Linked DNA regions of Homo sapiens: region 1 is linked to region 2. Evidence: read pairs that join two places in POLR2A ChIA-PET (ENCODE). Cell type or tissue: Panc1. All regions are shown on one strand. Links, peaks and the distances in the headings refer to the core of each region. The heading gives the core; the rest is flanking DNA.

Region 1 (8,343 bases), core at 197-8,196, 960 kb before region 2:
TCTGTTGTTAGGAAATAGCATATGCCATTATCTTGGAAATACAAAGGGAGGACAGAATTTCCGCTGGCTCTAACCCATTGCTTTTTAATGAGTTTAGCTATGTATATATATTTTAAAATGGAATTTATAATTATGATCATTTGGCAACCTACAGTTTTTCTGTATTTTTTCAACTTCTCAACTTCCCAGTGATGGGGGTGGATGTTGAACTAGTCACTTAAGGTTTTGGGTCTAAGGAGTAATATTTGAAACATGCAGTATTTAGAGGAGATATTTTTGTGAATGAAGAGAATGTGATTTTAAGAATACTCATGATTTTATCTAATTTCTGTTCTCAAAACTTCATTTTGTAATATAGAAGATAAGCTTGATCAAAATAGTTTGATCCCAGTATAATCTTTTACTCTTCTCTCCTCCCTTAGGACAACCTTAAACTTCCACCACAAGAGGAATATAAAGAGGTCCCTCCTGCACCAAGAAAGATCTGCAGATCTTTTTCAGTGTTCTTGGAGGTGTGGGGTGTGAGAACTTGATCAGTTTGTGTCAGCCACCTTGTTCTCTAAAGGTAAGCACTGTGTAGTGAGTGCACACTCGTGGGCCCAGGCTCCTAACCTAAGACTGGTTTTGGAATGCTCCATTGAGGGTGTGAGACCTTCAGACGTTCGCACAGAAGGGAGGCCCTACCTGTGGGTAGGACATCACACATTCATCAAGAGGTGCTTTTCGTTATTTAGAAGTGAAGCATGTCCTGGGGATGTATGGATATTTTTGTTTTGTTTTACTTTAAAAAAAATCCCAGTCATAGTAAAACCTTCCAGTTTAGTCTGCATTTATTCAGTTAATAACTGCTGGAGTTAATCAAAAATTTTTCTTGTATGTCTTGAGATATGGATTAAGAATTTTGAAACAATGACACCATTTAGGCAATCTAGTGACATAATAGCTTCAGTTGATAGAGCCAGCTGTGAAGAATTACTTTTCATGATCTTTTTGAAGCTGTATCTTATCTTTACTTCAGGGAAAGCCCCTCAAACCATTTTGTATTCTGTATTACACTTCAGAAAGTGTGGAAGCAAAGGTCATCTAATCTTTAAAAGGTATGTAATCATAAAATTTTTTATGTCAGATCTTAATTGAAAAATATTACTTAAAACTTGAAAAAATTACTTAAAATTGGCAATTTCTTTTTCGTCTTACAACTTCTTCCTGTCTTCAGGAAATGAAGAATAAATATGTTGGTTCTATCAGGGAAACCTTATGAAGGATAAGCAAATTAATGTCTGTGCTTTACTTCCAAATTCTGACATCAGAAAACCTTATTGTTAACTAATATAATCTATAGATGTCTCTCAAAATGACCAGTCTTAAATTCAAATGTCATTTGGATATCATTAATTGACTATGGAGAAGAGCAGAAGCATGCTGATTTCGAAAATGTCATTAATATTAGGATTAGGTCAGTCTTAGGCAAGAATACTTTGAATAACAAGAGACTAAATGTCTAGTAAAACATTTTAGATTGTAATTCCCAGTATTCTGTAGTATTAACAATGAGACTTAAAGTACTGGTGAAGACATTAAATTTGTCCCTTTCATTTATCTTTTCTTAAAGCTCTTAAAGTGATCCTGAAGACTTTAGTTCTACAAAATGTGAACTTCTTATGGACCATTAAAGTGGGGAGTAATCTGCTGATTTTTGTCTAGCAACCCTACCTCTGATGCAGGATAATTTTTCAAAACCGTTGTTCTTCCTATAGCTGTATAATAGAAGATATTAAAGAGGAAAAATACTTGTGTGTTTGCTGTTAGAATGAGGAAAAAATACAAATTGGACCTTTTTGAAAAACCTTGAGAACCAATTTACTTTTTTTGTATGTAAATGGTCGAGGAGTTAGAACTAGTCTTGGTTATTATAACTGCAGGTAAACTTAAAAGATTTAAATCTTCAAAACAGATATCATGTAGGTTTTATTAGAAAAGAAATATAGATTATTGGGTGTATAGAGATAATCTATATATACGTACAGTTTTTTTTAATTTTTATTTGCAAGAGCATGCTAAATATCTTAGCCTTTATAATAGCATAGAATAGAATGGACAAATATGTTATCCCTTTTTGCCAGTTGAGAAAACACTTTGAATTAAATCTCCAACCTAATGAAAATTATAAGGTGGGTTATAGAAATAACTAAACAGGTTATTATTTCTTAACCAAACTAAAGGTTTATTCTAACTAAAATACTTGTAATCTAAGAAGTCTCCCTAAACATACACCTTTTTTAAAGTGAGTTTTGTTTTATGATAGTACATATTTTAGCAACATACTTTAGAAAAGAAAAGTTTATTTCACTATCCTAGAACTCGTGTTCTAATTTCAGATCAGTTTTGTAGGATGTATAAATAAAATGGGGACCTATGAGATCTATGAGATCTTGCCGTCTGTATCTACAGTATCAAAAATAAGATCATTTCCTTAACAATTCTTATTAATAACTTATCCATCTCAATTCATAGGAGGTGACAAAATCAACTGTTGTTCTATGATTTTGATCATAGGTAGGAGGGAAAACCCAAAATAATGGTACCGAGGGCTTCTTCCATTGAAACTAATATCTGGGAGAAGATTTGATTTTCATGTGTACATATACACATACCTATATTAGTGTTTATTTCTTTTTTCTAATCATGTAAGAATTTGTCAAAGATCAGGTTTCTGATTTGTCTTTCATCGGTATCTGTATGCCACATTTTGTTTTTGTTTTTGAAGTGTTCCTAGCCAGTTCATGCTAGTCCCTACTATAAATTTTGTTTCCCTGGCATGATCATGCTCTTTACCTACTCTGGTAGCTGGAGGGAGGTGAGAGAAGCAGTCTTATGTGTTTACCGTACTGATTTTTTTTTAGAGATGGGACAACAAAGAAATTCTAGCCTTTGGAGACATCTAGACCAGCACTATATGGTACAAAGATAATTCGAGCCATAAATAGAAGCTACGTATGTAATTTTAAGTTCTTAATGGCCATATTAAGAAAATAAAAAGAGGCAAAATTAGTTTTCATTACATTTTATTTAACCCAATATATACAAAAATATTATTCCAACATATAATTAATAGAATGTTTTATGAGATTTTTTTCATACTCAGCATTCAAAATCTGTGTATTTTATACTCACAGCACATCTTATATTGGACTAGCCACAGTTCAAGTGCTCAATAGCCGCACGTGGCTAGTAGGTACCATATTCCACAGTTCAGATCTAGACAATGAGTGGAATTCTCATTTTAGCCTCATACATGCCAAAATCCACTGGATGACCCTGCGAACTCCCCTTGTTTAGAGTTTCCAAATTTAGCAGAAGGAAAAAACAAAACAAAACAGGATGTCCAGTGTAATTTGAATTTCAAGTAAATAACAAATAATGGTTTAGTGTAATTTTGTCCCATGCTATATTTGAGGCAAACTTTTACCAAAGAAGTTACTGCTTATTCGAAATTCAAATTTGACTGGGTGTCCTATATTTTATCTGACAACCCTTCTCTGGTTTAACTTGAGAAGAGGACATCATCAGGCTGCCTGGAATCTTGGAGGACTAGAAAATAGAGCATCTCTTTCTCTGCGCAGGATTTTAATAATCCTCCAAAAATCAGCCTGTAAACTAGAAGATATCTCTAGCCCATTTCTTCCTAATGACCTAGTATGTTTAAGACAGAAGAGGGGCTCAAATGGCAAGGATTTAGTCCATACATATTTAAACATTTTACATCTAAATTATTACATTAAGATATAAGGTTTACGAAATTTTACAATTTTTGAATGATTACTTGAATTTATAAAATGTAGATCATCTAACAGCACAACGCTGCTATCATTTCTCTTGAAAACTAATTCTCCTTTGACAGTAACCACAGCAGTTTTCAGGGTCTTGGCCATTTCAAGGTATTTTCCTACCATTGGTTTCCATTGCATCTGTCACATAAACCTCTGGTAGTCAAGCATGAACACAAAATACAAGGCTACTGAATGCAGGGATTAGGCTTACTTCGTTACAAGTATTTAAGTACTTGTAATTCTTAGCTCTGGTGTTGACCATTGGATCCTGACCAGTTCAGCAATCAGTCTCCTAAGAGCTTCTTTTACAGAGGAACATCTTTCCGTTTTCATTCTTTAACATTTTTAATGTATTGATTTTAGTACATTTTTGAAGCATACAGTCACCTCCTTAGTAGTGTGGATCTACCCTCAAGTGCTATAGAAGAGACTGTTTGTCTCGAAAGACAGTCATTGCACCACCTCTCTCCAGAGAATACTTTTCCTTCACAAGGTGCATGACTCAAGATGACAGGCTTACATTATTATTTATGTAGGCAGGTGGATGCCAACTGCCAGTGCAGGGTGGCATAAGTTAGCGTTCCAAAGTTAAGCTATGGTGCATTCCAAATCCATTCACACTTAGGAGAATGTACCCAAGAGTGTGGGGATGTTTTCAATTACTGCATTTCCTTCAGAGAACAAGAACCACAGGTAAGTTTGTGTGTGTGTGTGTGTGTGTGTGTGTGTGTGTGTGTGTGTGTGTGAGATCCAATAATTATTTCTAAATAAGAAATTTCAGAATTTGAAAATATTGCCCCTCCCCCAAAACAGTCACCTGAAAGGTCTCAAATATAGCTTTCGGTATATATTTTTCTTCCTCACTCTAAGAAGGAAGGTATTGGAGTTGGTGGTGATGGTGGAGTTGGGATGAGGGAGACAATTTACTGTCATTTGAAAGCTGTGAATGTCACACATTTTCATGTCTAGAAATATCCTGGGTTTATGTAAGAATCTGATTTTGCCTAACCTCTAATGTCTCAGGTATGAATTATTTTGTCAGATTAACACATCTATATAAGTAAGATGTTCAGCCTTGCTTAGCTAATGTCTTCAACAGCAATGAGTAAACTAATGAGTTGTGTCTGCATTTTTCACTTTTATTCTCAAGACTGACTTCCTTTTGTTTAAAGGCTTTTGCCTTATTTCTGAAACCATAATTTAAAGCTACAAAAGACCTGAAATATAATCTAGTACCCTTTTTACCTGGGGATCCTTGGATGGATTTCAGAGATTCTGTTGAATCCCCTAAAATTACAGTCATATTTTGTATATATGTGTTTTTACTGGGGAGAATGTCCATATTTTCATCATATTCTCAGAGGATTTCATAACAAAAAATTTGGTCGACAACCACTGTGATCTAGTCTAATGTGATCATTTTACTGATAAACTGAAGTTGAAAGAATTTAACTTATCTTCATTTGAAATTTAATACTTGTGAAAATTAAAGTTTATTTCTTTAAAATTCATACTGATTTTTAAAAGAAAAATACATTTAACTTCAACTAATTAAACTTGAAAATACCAGCCTAAATGGGAGCAGTTAGTTTGCTAATGCTTTCTTCTGTTCTGCCCTTTGAGTGGACTCTACTAGTTAACATTAAAATGGCCTTCCAATAAAGTATGAGGCTATGTGATAAGTTCTTGAAGATAGATTAAAAAGAAAAGGAATTATCCATTATAATTTAAATCCCTTTTTCTCTCTTCAAATTCTGTCTCCAAAACTAAAACTCAAGAAAATAGGTGAATAATGTTATTTTTATATTTCCAGAATATTAAAAAAGTAGGTAATTGCCTTAATAAACATTACACTGGGCATTATTGGGACAGTTTTAGGTTCTGAACCCTAGTTAAAGAAATTCTTCAGTAGCCTATATACACTTCCTGTTGGTTTTCAGTGATAAGGGCATTTTAAGGTCTTTTTGATCATAAGATGCTTTTAATGTTATAGTAGGACTTTAGAAATGGTAAGTAAGCAAGTTCTGTATTAATTAGGGAAACTAATACCTTTTTCTCAAAATGAAGGAAATATTATTTTTTCTTTTTCTTGGTACTAACCAGTAAAGTCTGCCTAGTTTAAGATCTAGTGCATTTATACCATAAACTGAATATTAGAATAAAAAGAAATATAGAGGATGTTATATAAAAGACAATTATTTTCTGAAAGGAGTAGAAAACAAGGCAACTTGGAACACTACATATATATAAATGTAAAATATATTAATATACTTTTATATAGATGATATTATATATCCATATATATATTTTTTTGTTTGTTTGAGACAAGGTCTCACTCTGTCACCCAGCCTAGAGTGCAGTGGCACAACCACAGCTCACTGGAGCCTCGACCTCTGAGGCTCAAGCCATCCTCCTGTTTCAGCCTCCTGAGTAGCTGGAACCACAGGTGTGCACCAAGATGCTGAGCTAATTTTTCTGTGTTTTTTGTTGAGACGGGGGTCTCATCATGTTGCCCAGGCTGGTCTCAAACCCCTGAGCTCAAGCGATCCTCCCACCTTGGTCTCCCAAAGAGCTGGGACTATCAGGCATGAGCCACCATGCCCAGCTGTACTATTTATATTTTTTATTTAAATTAAATTGTGCTTAAAGATTCTAAAATTTATAGTATAAAGCTCATTATAGAAAATGGTATTGACTTCTGAAACATTATAGTTTTGGTTTTGTTTTTATTCCTTCGGACATTTTCACTTAAGGTAGTTATCACTCATGCTTTTCTGCTATTATAAAAAGTGACCAGATTTTGCTTTTTTATCCAGGAAGAACAGTTTGTGAATGCCACTTGATAGGCCACCTGTGTTATTTTCCATGGGTATTTCTAACAAATAAAAAGTTATATTTTTACTTTGTATTCATCAAATTATTTTATGTTTAATTTAGAAAAGCTTAAATTCTTCTTAGGAATATTTGCAAATATTTGTAAATAGTTTTTTTCAAAAAAGTTGAGGTAGATAGATATTAAATATTTTTGTGACTTCTCATTAAAAGAAACTGAAGCAATTAGTTGACCTCACTCAATTCATTAAAACAGTGCTAGGTTCCTGGTTTTCGTGACATTAAAAACAATTCAACATCTGTGTGTAGACAATGACTAAAACTTTATGATTTTGTTTCAGAGTTTTATTACCATAGATATTGTTTAAAATAGAACTTTCAAATACATTTAAGAACCATTAAAAGTGACTTCTCCCTGTGCCTGAAAGATACATGCATGGCTTATATCTTTTTGTGTATAAACAATTTAATGTTTAACTTTTATTTCCTTTAAGTTTGCATATCAAACACTCTTAGCAATCTCATCATTTATACTGGAGTACTTAGACTTTGAAACTTTGCCACAGCTACCTGCCACGTCCTTGTATAGGATATAAGTAAATATATTCAGTCATCAAATCTATAGAGAACTGTGAGAATAGAGTGGTAAACAAAACACATTGCCTGCCCTCACAGCTAAAGAGGAGTGATGGTGGGAAAGTGGAAGTGATCAGAACCCAATCTGAGGTCAGAAAACAAAACTACAATCTATTTCAGGTTGCACAAATGAAATTTTAACTGAATCTGAGGGACATTAGATTTAATCAAACCAAATGAGAAGGCAAGGTGGTGTTTTGAGCTAAGGGCACAGCAGATGTAAGAGTCATAAAGGAAGAAGAACAAAACACATTCAAGATAAAAGACACGGAGAGAGGGAAAGATGACACTGTACGGTGAAATATCTTGCAAGTCAATATTAGATACTAGCCTTTGGGCTTTAGCTTGAGAACAGTGGGAAGACATTGACGCTCAGATTTTTTTTTCTAAAGTTTTTTATTAATGCCTAATACATATAGAAGCATTAGCATACTGCTTCGTGAATTTTCACAGACTTAGCACACCTATGTGATGAACACCTAGATGAAGAAAAACAACAATATCAGCATCCTAAAAGTTCCCCTTCATTTTCCTTCCAGTCAGTCCTGTCTCTTGCCCACCAAGGGAGACCTCTTGCCTGACTTCTCACTGTATATGGAGGATATTGCCTACATTGTACTTAATATAAATAGGGGCATACAATGTGTATTCACTTGGGTGAAGCATTACGATTATGAGATTTATCCATATTGTTGACTGTGGTTGCTAATTGTTCTCATAGCTGTATAATGTTCCGTCATATGCATGTACTACAGATTTGCATTTTTCTGAGATTGCTGAATCTGCATCATGAAGGATGGGAGGGTGTGAATTTAGTAAGCTTCACAGTAAATCTAGGAAAGAGATACTGGGGCTTGAGCTAGTGTGGTGACAATGAGGATGAAGAGAGGTGGGTATATAGAGAGATATTTACAAGTTAGAACTTAATTGGATGAGGGGATGAAGAATCATACACCAGAGATAACTCCTGGGTCCTGACTTGGGCAGGGGTTAATGGCAGTGCCCTTCATTAAGTCCAAATACTGGAGAGGAAGTGGGTTGTTGC
Region 2 (8,343 bases), core at 325-8,324:
ATCTGAGTAAAATTATGTAGGATAAGTGTGGGTTAACTTTGCAAAAAAAGTAAAAATGAAGGGAAGAAAGGTATCTTAAGACAACGGTAGCGACGTATCCACAAGCTGAGTCATTAGATAGCAGTCACTTTCTGGGAGCCTCAAGAATTGCCAACTTCACTGTGGAATGACACCTGTTTAGCCAGGTTTAACAGTTCCGAAAATACTGGCTGAATATTATTCTGACAGCCCTCTCCAGCCTACAACATTAGGTTCCTGAAAGTCCTAGCAGTAGAATTCATAATTGAGGAGCCTAAGATTTTAAGAACAAAATAGAGTAAGTCAAGAGTGAACCAAGGAAATGAATTATTTCTACCCTCATTAAAATAACAGTAAACAACAAAATAACTATTTCCACATCCTACATTAGTAATAATGGGTGGAGTACAAAAAAATTTCTTATTCTCTAGAGAGTCTAAAATCACCCTCCGTGGCAAATTCACAGATAAGCTTACAGATTCACTTGCCTTTTGGCAGATAATATTATATGCCTGCTAAGAGACACCTTTTTCTCATCATTCCTTTATCCGTCTCCTCAATGCTGTGGATTTCCAACTCTCAGGTCCTTCTGGGTTCCCAAGGACTCAAAGGCTGGAGTCCCAAGCCTCTTTTATAAAATTAAAACAAACAAACAAACAAAAAAACCCTTTTTTGAAATTTTTGTTTTTTAGAGACAGTGTCTCTATCTCCCAGGCCTGAGTTCAGTGTTGTGATCATGGCTTACTGCAGGCTTGAACTCCTGGGCTCAAGTGATCCTCCTGCCTCAGCCATCAGTAGCTGGGACTAAAGGTACATGCCACCATACCCTGCTAATTTCTAAATTTTTTCTAAAGACAGGGCCTCCCTCTGTTGCCCAGGCTGCTCCTGAGCTCCTGACCTCAAGCAGTCCTCCCACCTCGGCCTCCCAAAGTGCTGGGATTACAGGTGTGAGCCACTGCGTTCGGACCCATGCCTCTTTTTTATGCAGTTCACTTTTCTTCACCTTAAGGGACAGGAAGGCAGCAGTAAAGATTCAGGTTTAGTTTTCCCTAGATTCTTTTATCTGTCCGAAAGATTCCTTGAAAAAATGGTTAATCCTGTACTTTCACTTTAAAAATTCTTTTCTGTTCTCAACTTAAAATTCCTTCTTTTTCTAAGTATCCCCAACAAAAGTGATGTGAAATTCTCGATGTTGCAAACAATGTATGCTAGGGCAAAGGTGAATACCCTAACGGCAGAGGGAAACTCTTGTTTGGGAAAGGATTTGGAGTATTTAAGATAGTTTGATGTCACAAATATGTATTGGATAACCAGGTAACACACAGTACTGTCATTGTAGGGGATACAAATAAAACACTGGTAAATGGATACCCAGTTGCCCAAGTGGCAAGGCAGTATAATGAAATGCAGTGGCTATGGGAGTTCAGAAAAGAGAGCAGTAGGTCCCATCTGGGTTGATCAGACAGCATGGAGAAGCAGCATGCGATCTGATTCTGAAGGATGGCTAAGGTTTCAACTGCTCATGGGAATGAAATGCTATTATAGAAGAAAGAACATTCATGGGGGAACGCAACTGTATGAACAAAAGGGTGAGAGGCGGCAACTGTCAGGTATGATTGAGGATGAGGAGGTTTATTTGGCCGGAGTTCAGTAGGAGACTCCAACAACAAGCCAATTAGGAGATAAAACTGGTAAGAACTTGGGTGGATGGAGTAGGAGTAGAAAGTAAAGAGACATGAGTTTTCATGGTAATAATCATTACATATAATAGCACAAGAAATGTGATTTCTGTTCCAAATACAGAATTTCTACTTAACAAAAACTTAGAATATGCCAAAGGCAACTGCTCTGACACTGCATTCTGTGGTAACTAATACATTTGAAATACAGCTCTAAATAGTAGTTTATGTTCGGTATGTATCCAAGTCTTATGATTTCTTCTTTGAAATTGTTTCTGGGATTTACTTCCCAATTTCCATTTCCATTGTCTTAAACATAGTCCCAACTCTGATCACTTCACCCCTAGAAACAGCCTCCCATTCATCCTTTATTTATTCAGTCCATCCTTTATTTACTCATTCCCTCAATAAACCTTTTTAAAGCCCTCACTTTATAGGAAACTGTGCTGGTACTCTTCTGTTGGTGGCTAGTGGTAACCAAAAGTGGAAGCAGAGGCTCTGGGTCCCTGGGGCCTCACAATGCATGTCACCAAGTCAGTGTGCCAAAAACTGTACTTCATTCTGTATCTTCCCTTCCCCAAGTCATATCTTTATAACTGCTCTTGTTTTGCCCATTAGATAAAGCCAAATTTTCGAGTGTTTGGTTGTCAAGACCTCCTGTAATTTTGCCCCACTCTGTCCAACATCGTTTGTCATTATTGCTTAAGACAAGCTTTTCACTCTAGCTAGCAGTCTCATCACCATCTTCAGAAATCAGCATGTCGGCTGGGTGCGGTGGCTCATGCCTGTAATCCCAGTACTTTGGGAGGCCGAGGAGAGTGGATCACCTGAGGTCAGGAGTTCACGACCAGCCTGGCCAACATGATGAAACCCTATCTCTACTAAAAATACAAAAAATTAGCCAGGCATGGTGGTGCACGCCTGTAATCCCAGCTACTCAGGAGGCTGAGGCAGGAGAATCGCTTTAACCCGGGAGGTGGAGGTTGCAGTGAGCCGAGATTGCACCATTGCACTCCGGGCTGGGCAATAAGAGCGAAACTCCATCTTAAAAAAAGAAAAAAAATCAGCGTGTCTTTCCTGCCTCCAGGTTTTTATTCATTCTTTTGATTATTTATTTATTTATTTATTTTATTTTGAGAGATGGAGTCTTGCTCTGTTGCCCAGGCTGGAGTGCAGTGGCGTGATCTCGGCTCACTGCAACCTCCACCTCCCGGGTTCAAGTGATTCTCCTACCTCAGCTTCACAAGTAGCTGGGATTACAAGTGTGCGCCATCACGCCCGGCTAATTTTTGTATTTTTTTTAGTAAGGACAGGGTTTCACCATATGTTGGCCAGGCTGGTCTCAAACTCCTGATCTCAGGTGATCCACCCACCTCGTCCTCCCAAAGTGCTGGGATGACAGGCATGAACCATCGTGCCCAGCCATATTGATTTTTTTTTTTTTTTTTTTTGAAACAGAGTCTCGCTCTGTCGCCCAGGCTGGAGTGCAGTGGCGCAATCTCGGCTCACTGCAACCTCCGCCTCCCAGGTTCACGCCATTCTTCTGCCTCAGCCTCCTGAGTAGCTGGGACTACAGGCACCTGCCACCACGCCCGGCTAATTTTTTTTTTAATTTTTAGTAGAGATGGGGTTTCACTGTGTTAGCCAGGATGGTCTCGATCTCCTGACCTCGTGATCCACCCGCCTCAGCCTCCCAAAGTGCTGGGATTACAGGAGTGAGCCACTGCGCCCCGCCCAGCTGTATTGATTCTTTTCAGTCTGTCCTCCCTGTCCTGCCTCAGACTGTCTACCGAAATCCTATTTCACAGGAATGTTTTGGACACTAAGTAAAACAAACCATGTAAAGCACTTAGAATCATCCCTGGCCCACAGTGAACCCTCAATAGATGTAAGATATTGTTATTATTCTTCAAAATCCAGCTCAAATATCACCTCCCCCATGAAACATTGACTACTTAAACTCTCTGGGCCCTAATTTCCTAATCTGAAGCATCGGTGAGCAGTTAGGTAAATGCAAAATAAGCCTCCCCCAGTCTTTCTCATCTCTGAGCTCCTATTATGCTTTCAGTCAACAGGAAGAATAGCTACCATTTATGGAACACCTAGTATGTACTAGGTGATGCAGAAATACTTTAAATGCATTATCTCAATTTTCGTGACAGCCCTGTTAGGTATTTCCTGTTGGGTTTAGAGAGGTTGTGTGACTGGCTTATGGCCAGGAAGCTGATAAGAGGCAGTGCTTAGTATCCCTAGTATCTATCTGGCCAGACACAGTGGCTCACACCTGTAATCCCAGCACTTTGGGAGGCTGAAGCGGACAGATTACCTGAGGTGGGGAGTACAAGACTAGCCTGACCAACACGGAGAAACCCTGTCTCTACTAAAAATATAAAATTAGCTGGGCGTGGTGGCACATGCCTGTAATCCCAGCTACTCAGGAGGCTGAGGCAGAAAAATACCTTGAACCAAGGAGGCGGAGGTTGCAATGAGCCAAGATCGCGCCATTGCACTCCAACCTGGGCAACAAGAGCACAACTCCATTTCAAAAAAAAAAAAAAAAAGCAAAAAAAGAAATCCCTGGTATCTGATTCCAGAGTGCAGTCCCAGATTGAAGTGAAGTGCGAACTAGAATCGAAGAAAGAGATGTTTAAGAGGGTTGGTAATGAAGGGCAAAGAGAGAGAGAAAGGGGTAGCTATTTGAAGTCAAGGGTTTCATTGTTTTTGAAAGTAGGAGAGATGTGGGCATGTTTGTATACTAAAAGCAAAGAATCATTTAAATGGGTTAATTTTAGGGCTGTCTTTTTCTGAGCCAGGCAGGAAAGAATGACAGCCAGAATGGACAGTGATGCAAAGAGTTAAACTCTCTTTGATGGGACAACAAGATTAAAAATCATAATACTGGTTTTGGTAGCAGGAGTCCGGATTCCTCATTTCTTCAAGCATTCAACAAATATTTATCAAATGTTTACTAAGAGCTAAGGCAAGACAGTTTGTGTTGGAGAAACAATAATAAACAAGATATGGTCTCTACATCCTCACGGGACTAATAATAAAGTGAGGTACTGTATTTGTATTTAATTGGGAAAATGTGAAATTAATATCTTTAAACCATGTAAATGCACAATGATCTCTACATTAAAAAGTGATGTAGTGCAATAATTTAAAGCATTCTGCAAAAGTATGAATACTGAATACATTATCACTTGAAGTAATCATTTCTAATCATTTCTCTTAACTTCCTGCTTTTTACTTTCATAATAAGCTACATAAAGAAATGACTGCAAACAATTCTTCCACCATAACATTTAGGTAAACAAACACTGGAAGCCCTTTATAGTATGTTGTTTTTTTCATCTAGGAAATGTTGGAAAGAAAATATTACAGTTGCCTTTCAATATATTTACTAAGGTGTCACAGAAACAATATCTGAAGTACTGATTTCCTTACTGAGTAATTTGTGCATGGAGGTCTGTACATAATCTTTAAGAACTATTTTTCACATAAAATAAAATCATTCAGAATATATTTAGAAACAATATATCTGTACCTTAAGAGAATAAAGGGCAAATTATCAATCTTAGCAAACAGTAGCAGGATGGACTCAAAGTTATTTCAGTTTAACTTTATCTTCAATATGAAGTTTAACAACAACAACAAAAAAGAAATGAAAAATGCATGATTCAATACAAAAAATTAGCTGGGCATGGTGGTGGGCGCCTGTAATCCCAGCTACTTGGGAGGCTGAGGTAGGAGAATGGTGTGGACCCGGGAGGCGGAGCTTGAAGTGAGCCAAGATTGTGCCACTGCACTCCAGCCTGGGCGACAGAGTGAGACTCTGCCTCAAAAAAAAGAAAGAAAATGCGTGATTTAAACAAATGGGACTATCTGAGAATTGTAGTTGCAGCAGTATTGGGATTTAAAAAAGATGTCACACAATACATTTTAGATTTTCTATGTAATCTAAATAGAATGTCTTTACACATTTATTGTGTAAATCCTAAGGTTTAGGTTTTCTATAACCTTAGGATTTACACAATAAATGTGTAAATGTATTGGGATTTACACATTTATTGTAAATGTGTAATGTGTAACTGGCCACACAGCACAGAAGTGGGTGGCAGGCAAGCCAGCAAAGCTTCATCTGTATTTACAGCCAATCCCTAGTGCCCACATTACCACCCAAGCTTCACCCGGCATTAGATTCTCATAGGACCTCAAGCCTTATTCTGAGCTGCACATTGAGGGATCTGGGTTGCATGTTCCTTATGAGAATCTAATGCCTGATGATCTGTCACTGCCTCCCATCACTGTCCCCACATAGGACTGTCTAGTTGCAGGAAAACAAGCTCAGGGCTCCCACTGATTCTACATTATGGTGAGTTGTAGAACTGTTTCATTATATATTACAATGTAATAATAATAGAAAGAAAGTGCACAATAAATGTAATGCACTTGAATCATCCTCATAGGGGGAGCACTCCCTCCCCTGGATCCATAGAAAAGTTGTCTCCCATGAAACTAGTCCCTGGTGCCAAAAAGACTGGGGACCACTGCTGTAAATCATCTGATCTTTTCCTCACTGTGCTGGCAAGCAGTTGATACCTCTATGACAGCATTTTAAGGAGGATACTACTAGTTGCAGTTGGAGAAGTGGTGGGATGCGTGAACAGGAAACTGTTGAGAAACTGAACTTGAAAAATAATAATTTACTCCTTAGCAGAGGAACTATTCGGTAGTCTCTTCCATGTCTCATCCCAACAATTAATTTCTCAGAATAAAAGTCTATCTTAGAAAAATGTACAAATTAAACTGTATACATTTTAGAAATATTTGGTGGTATTTATCTAAACTGGATTACGTTAAATTACTGTCAACCCATTAAATCCATTGACTGGCACATACTGACAGATTACTATGTGTAGGCCAGGCATTGGTGCAAGGTTATAAATGGTAGAAAGACAAAAACAAAGAACACACTACCTTTAGTGCCTTACCCTTTTTTTTTTTTTTTTTTTTTTTTTTTTTTTTTTTGGGACAGAGTTGACCAGGCTAGAGTGCAGTGGCATGATCTTGGCTGCAACCTCCGCCTCCTGAGTTCAAGCCATTCTCCTGCCTCAGCCTCCCGAGTAGCTGGGACTACAGGCGTGCGCCACCACACCCAGCTAATTTTTGTATTTTTAGTAGAGACAAGGTTTCACCATGTTGGCCAGGCTGGTCTTGAACTCCAGACCGCAGGTGATCTGCCTGCTTTGGCCTCCCAAAGTGCTGGGATTACAGGTGTAAGCCACTGCACCTGGCCAGTGCCTTACACTTTTGAGTAGATAGACTACTTAAGCATTAGTTTTACTAAGTAATGCACATACAAATCAGTATGGTACAGATGGTACATGATGGGTGAAGGAACAAAGGAACAAAATTTAGAGAAAAATTGTTAATGAAGTAGAAACATATGTTGGAACATTTAAGTACAATTTATTAGTGGGTGGTAGACAAAGACTGTCAGGGAGGAAGGGCTTCGAGAGAGAAAATATCATGAATTGCTTTTGCTTTTATAACACGAGGAAGGAAATTCTGTTTTCTTACTGAAACTTGGGGTACAGAATTATCATCTAATAAATTAAGATTAGTGAAATAAAATGTTTTATCTTTCACTATATTTATTCTTCTCCATGACACCTTGAGTAACATTGTGCCAATTGCTTAGGTAAGCACTGTGAATCTAGTTCCCCTTCCCTTTCAGAGCAGGGAAGGGAAAGTGAATGACTGGAAGCCCATGGAGTGGGATTCTTGGTGTGAAGACTCACTCAGGGAGTGAGAGAGGAGCATAGAGAATGGAGCCCTGGGGAATACCAACATCTAGAAGATACCCAGGACAAGAACAGAGGGAGAGGCTGGGACAAGCCTGGAGACAAGCCAAATGAGGTCAGCATTTCAAGGAGGAGATCAACGAGGAGAATCAAAAAGAATGAGGAGGTCACAGTAAACCCATTTTCTTTAGGACACCGTGGGAGGAAAATAGACTCTGTGAGCTGAGCCGTGAATTGGAAGTTATAGGCCTAGTGGTGCCTGCGCACGTTGATTAAACATTTACCGCCAGGCGCGGTGGCTCACGCCTGTAATCCCAGCACTTTGGGAGGCCGAGGCGGGCGGATCACGGGGTCAGGAGATCGAGACCATCCTGCCTAACACGGTGAAACCCCATCTCTACTAAAAATACAAAAAATTAGCTGGGCGTGGTGGTGGGCACCTGTAGTCCCAACTCGGGAGGCTGAGGCAGGAGAATGGCGTGAACCCGGGAGGCGGAGCTTGCAGTGAGCTGAGATCGCACCACTGCACTCCAGCCTGGGCGAGGGAGCGAGACTCCGCATCAAAAAAATAAAAATAAAAAAATTTACCAAAGCCCCCAAAAAAGTGATTTCCCAGTACCCTCCTATAATCATTGTTTAAGTACTTGTTCACAAGAATGAGACCACTTTGAAGTCAAAAATCAGTTAAGCTTCAGGACATAGCCAGGGACACAGAGTAGCTATCATCCTCAGCGCCTCCCATGTTAGAACAGAGTACATGACGTATCTTCCAGAGTTAAAGCTGTAGAAGCTTGGAAACCAAAGACCTACATGACTTCTCTACATGAATTACTGACACA

What was found. ChIA-PET counts read pairs that join two places held together with the same protein. Peaks named below come from ENCODE experiments on the same cell type or tissue, not always from the same donor. Only the 100,000 strongest peaks of a DNase experiment are listed, where the experiment ranks them.
Region 1: POLR2A ChIA-PET joins it to region 2 with 6 read pairs; 2 of 35 experiments call an interaction of 5 or more read pairs at or near these places.

The regions. Positions count from the first base shown.
Region 1 is chr10:31,386,702-31,395,044 of GRCh38, forward strand. All of the region lies in intron 1 of ZEB1 (zinc finger E-box binding homeobox 1), which reads left to right. Among named protein-coding and RNA genes, the nearest start is that of ZEB1, 72 kb to the left of the region's middle. RefSeq lists enhancers at 7,281-7,330, 7,421-7,560. In Panc1, for the core only: no CTCF peak of the experiment used is centred there; a DNase peak (open chromatin) is centred at 4,321.
Region 2 is chr10:32,348,915-32,357,257 of GRCh38, forward strand. The region is part of intron 1 of EPC1-AS1 (EPC1 antisense RNA 1); the gene reads left to right. It also overlaps a transcript of EPC1 not described here. Among named protein-coding and RNA genes, the nearest start is that of EPC1-AS1, 5.7 kb to the left of the region's middle. In Panc1, for the core only: no CTCF peak of the experiment used is centred there; no DNase peak of the experiment used is centred there; H3K27ac peaks cover 519 bases.